Linked DNA regions of Mus musculus: region 2 is linked to region 1. A link is a loop called in an ENCODE intact Hi-C map of the cell type or tissue named here. Cell type or tissue: left cerebral cortex. All regions are shown on one strand.

Region 1 (2,500 bases):
GACTTTGACCTTAATTAGCAGGACAACAGGTATTAAGTACCCAGTGCAACAAGGGTCTCAAGTCTATACTCTAGAGCCTCAGTATTGTTCCCTGTGCTGGTGAACAAGGTCAAACTATTATAAAAAACCCAATGATTTACCTGTGGATGGGTGAGGGCCTATGTATGTGCAAATCTGTGGTTGGGGGATATTTGATGAACGCAGGTTGTCAGGTTTGCCTTTCACCCTCTGAGTTATTCCTCCAGCCCCAACAAGGCCACATTGTTCACCGGTGAGAGCAAGCTCTTCTCTGCTGGCCCCGAACTCCTGCCTTGCTCTGTGTCCCCGCAGGTCTCTGATCCTCTCACGGCAGACACAGACTCCCTTTCTCAACGGCTGCCTTTTCTTTGTGCTTCTTCAATGAAGCTGTTCCTCCTGGGCAAATGCAGAACTGAGGGAAGTTCGCTCATCCACACCTGGTGCCTCACTTTCACCATCTCTGCTCCACCACTGGCTCCCTCTTCCTCTTTTCTCTTTCTTCCTCCCTCCTCTCTTTCTTCACATCCATGTGTGTGCACAGGTATGTGGGTGTGTGTGGCTGTGTGTATGTCTGCCCTGGGAACTTCTTGCTCTCCATCTTGAATATTGCAGCAGGGCACTAGCCTCACTATTCAGTGCCTAGAAGGCACTGGTTAGGCTAATGTGGTGGGCCAGCTAGCTTTGGGGTCTAGCTGATTTATATAGGCAGCCATGGCTGTTTGGCTTTTATATGGATGCTGGGAATCTCAATGCAAGTCCTCATGTTAGCCCAATTTAACAAGTTCTGCCATCTCCCTAGCTACTGGGTTTGGTTTTTTGTTTGATGGTTTTGTTTTATTTTTCAGACAGGGTCTTGTGTAGCTTAAGCTGCCCTCAAGCTCGCTGTGTAGCCAAAGCTAGCCTTGCATTCTTGATTCTCCTGCCTCCACCTCCCCAGTGCTGAATTGGCCTTCCTAGCTCCCCTGCTCTTAAGAGCACGTGGCCTCGAGTAGATCTCAGAGTGACCACCAGGTGGCGCCCGCCCCTCGGAGGTGCTGAAAGAGCTCTGCGGAGCTACACGTGTTGTGCAGTGTCACAGGCGCTAGAAACCAGCCCTTGGGAACCACGGGCCAGACATGACTGGCTGACTGATGCGCAGTTTATGTTCCGGTTGCACCTCCTTTGACTGTATTCTGCAGGTGTGTTAGGATTGTTCCTTGGGGGCAGGGAAGTAGGGAAGCAGGGATGGGGGCCGGGGGCCCGGGTGATGGTGGTGATGATGGTGGTACACCTGCCAGTCTTTTACGAGGTAGCTGTTTCAGCTGACAGTTACCGGAGTGGGGTCGGATAGAGGGGGAGAAGCCACATGCCCTTTCTTATAAGCCCCTCAACCTCTCCATCAGCTGCCTCTGTCTTCTCTTGGCTTGCCCTGGACGCCTCCTGGAATTCAGTTGGCTGGTTGTGCCGGGAGGACAGAGGCCAGTGTGAAACTAACATTCAGGGTCCTTGATTAGAACGTTTAAAAAGTTCGAGCTGGAGAGATGGCTCAGGGGTAAGAGCATTACTTCTCTTGCACTAGACCAAAGTTCTCTTCCCTCAGTGGATAGCTTTATAACCACTGTAACTCCAGCTACAGGGGACCTGACACTTTCTTCTGGATTCTCTCAGCAACTACACGTGTGCAGCCACCCCTACTCAACACACAAATAGACCTTTTTTAAAAATGTATTTTTGCATATGAGTGATTTGCCTGTATGTATGTATGTATGTATGTGCACCAGCCACATATATATAGTGTATACGTGGCAGATCCCTGCAAATGTGAGCCACCATGTGGTTGCCAGGAGTTGAACCTGAGTCCTCTGGAAGAATAGCAATTGCTCTTAACTGCTGAGTCATCTCTTCAGCCCTAAAACAAATCTTTAAAAAAATGTTTCGGAGCCAGGCAGTGGTGGCACACACCTTTAATCCCAGTGCTTGGGAGGCAGAAGCAGGCGGATTTCTGAGTTTCGAGGACAGCCTGGTCTACAGAGTGAGGACAGCCAGAGCTATACAGAGAAGCCCTGTCTCGAAAAACAAACAAACAAATAAATAAATGTTTCAGAATCTGTAGCCTGATGTGGTGACACATGCTTGCATAAAACTCTGGGGAAGCTTAGCTTACTGGGGACCCCCTGAGTGAACCATGTGGAGCTGGGGTTGATGCAAAAAGCAAGAGGAACTTATTGTTCCAGTGCACTGGGGTCGTCCCAGACCTGAAGGAGAGGCAGCGACCACCAGCAGCAGTTCGGCCAGTTTTTATATGGTTTCCAGGGCCAAAATAGAGCATCAGCAACTAGGCACAATATGATTGGTGGAACAGTGCACCCTTTAAACTGATTGGTCTTTAGGGAATGAGGTGACAAGGACTTCCCTGTCTGAAGGTGAGCAGGGTTAGCCATGTGGAATGTGCCCCCCACCCCCGTGGTCTGAGAAATGTTAATTAGCCTTTTCCTTCCAGAGG
Region 2 (2,500 bases), 93 kb after region 1:
CCCCTTTCCTAGTTTCTCCTTCGAAAAATCTCCTCTCCCCTCCCCCTCCCCCTGCTCCCCAACCCACCCACTCCTGCTTTTTGGCCCTGGCATTCCCTGATACTGGGGCATAGAGCCTTCATAGGACAAAGGGCCTCTCTACCCATGATGTCCGACTAGGCCATCCTTTGCTGCATATGCAGCTGGAGCCATGAGTCCCACCATGTGTGCTCTTTGGCTGGTGGTTTAGTCCCTGGTAGCTCTGGGGGTACTGGTTAGTTCATATTGTTGTTCCTCCTTTGGGGCTGAAAACCCCTTCTGTTCCTTAGGACCTTTCTCTAGCTCCTTCACTGGGGACCCTATGCTCAGTCCAATGGATGACTGAGAGCATCCACTTCTGTATTTGCCAGGCACTGGCAGAACCTCTCAGGAGAAAGCTGCTATATCAGGTTCCTGTCAGCAAGCACTTGTTGGCATCCACAAAAGTGTCTGGGTTTGGTGATTGTAAATGGGATGGATTCCCAGGTGGGGCAGTCTCTGGATGGTCATTTCTTCAGTCTCTACTCCACACTGTGTCTCTGTAACTCCTTCCATGGTGTTTTGTTCCCCCTTCTAAGATGGATAGAAGTATCCACACTATAGTCTTCCTTTTTCTTGAGTTTCATGTGATATTTCTTAAACTGAAAGAGAATTGACTCTATTCCCCCACCCCTTTCCTTACAGTATCTGCCTGTGTGGTAATCAGTATTTTTTTTTTTTTTTTAATTTTGGCTGTGTTTATTCCGAGCCACAAGCATGTGACTAGGCCGAAGTGACTCCACACTACCAAGAAGCCCTTTCACCTTTGCTTTGTAATTAGTGCTTTGGTTTCCTTTGAGAGCTTTTCTTGAGCAAAGTGATACGGTACAGGGCTAGAATAAATTTGTTATGGAAACCATAGTCCTTTTTCTCTCATTAAGAAAACGCAGAAGCACCTAAAGTCATAGTGAGTGGAGGACCTAGTGTGCTCAAGTCAACTTCTCCCTGAGCTGAGCTCCCGAGGTGGGCATTGCTCAGCATAGGAGAGTTAGATTGCTGCCAAGGGTTACCCACAAAAGCGTGTTCAACCCCAGGAACCTCCAGCCTGCTCCTCACAATACACAGTTTCCAAAGTAATTCAAGTTGAAAAGTGGGAGAGAGCCTAGTGGCATGACATTTCATTCTTTTGAATAGTTTGTAAGAGAAAAAAATGGGGATGAGAGTATTTTGTTGCCATGGCAACTTGAAGAGCCCTGCACTGCCTGATGAGACAGCGGGGCTGCCAATGCTCAGTCTTGATTCTACACGAGGAAAACAGGACTGCTGTGGGTTGGGCATTGGATGGTAAACATTCCTTTATCCCTGTACAGTTCTGCCACACTGAGTGACTGTAAAAAAAAAAAATTGGTTAAATTAAACCTGTGCACAGTGACGGTGGCAGAGGAGCATCTATTCAGGCACATCCCCACCTGAAGGCACTCTGCGTTGCTGCTCCAGTTTCTGTTCATCCTTTGCTTCGAAGATGCAAACCCACAGGGGGAGATCCCTTACTGACTGGTCCTCAGCCAACCCCAGCCTTATTGAGAAGAGAATCGACAATAAGGTTTACTTTCCTGATGCTTGTAAAATCTAAATGGCCAAGTTGCTCGCAGCCGTCTTTCATTCTTTCTCTTTTCCTGAGTGCTCACTGGGTTGGTGGGTAAAGACCAGCAGCAGCAGGAGCTGCAGCTGCAGCAGCAGGAGGGATGGCTTAGGGATTGAAAGCTCTGGATGCTCTTTCTGAGGACCCAGGCTCAGTTTTCATTCCTCACAACCACCTACAACTACAGTCTCAGGGGATCTGGTGCCCCCTTCTGGTACTCGGTATAAGCTTGTACATAGACACATGCAAGTAACACACACACACACACACACACACACACACATACACACACATATTCATTTACTTGCTTGTGTGCTTATGTGCATGAGTGTGTATTTGGAGGCCAGAGGGATGATGTCAACCTTATTTTTACTAATTTATTATTCTGAGACAGCGGCTGTCACTGGCTAGGCTGACTGACTACTAAGGCCCAGAGCTCCCTCTTTCCTCTTCCCAGTGCTGAGATGTCAAGCCCATCTCACCACACTTGGCTTTTTTTCTCACGGGTTCTGGGGATCTGACTCAGGCCTGTACTAGCAGGGCAGAGGCTTTCCTACCCCAGCCATGGGAATTTCTTTTGGAGAAGTCTCTCAGGTGGCCTGGTGCATGGTAGGCTGAGCATCGGTAGGAGATGCACATAAGTGCTTCCTTTTTTTTTTTTAATAAAACTTTCTCAAATGTTTCCTATGAAACTAATAAACGTGAGGCAGCGACCATGAGTAACAGCAAATAAGTTTCAAGGAGCCCTTTCCTTTGCCTAGATTAGAACTTTTCAGAAAGAGTAATCTCTGAGGACATGCCTTGTGCTTTATTTATGGCCAACACCAAGTAGATGGTTTATAGAAGGGTGCTGGATATCAG

The links. Peaks named below come from ENCODE experiments on the same cell type or tissue, not always from the same donor. Only the 100,000 strongest peaks of a DNase experiment are listed, where the experiment ranks them.
Region 2: a loop joins it to region 1, with 8 times the contacts of the local background. A loop is called at or near these places in 6 of 42 quality-filtered maps.

The regions. Positions count from the first base shown.
Region 1 is chr6:82,701,436-82,703,935 of GRCm38, reverse strand. It overlaps Gm32425 (a long non-coding RNA gene), which reads right to left. Exons shown (of 3, transcript XR_377779.4): 2 at 141-414. Among named protein-coding and RNA genes, the nearest start is that of Gm32534, 12 kb to the left of the region's middle. In left cerebral cortex, a CTCF peak has its summit at 1,019 (motif pointing right); a DNase peak (open chromatin) is centred at 1,032.
Region 2 is chr6:82,608,297-82,610,796 of GRCm38, reverse strand. No RefSeq gene overlaps it. Among named protein-coding and RNA genes, the nearest start is that of Pole4, 43 kb to the left of the region's middle. In left cerebral cortex, no CTCF peak of the experiment used is centred here; a DNase peak (open chromatin) is centred at 1,273.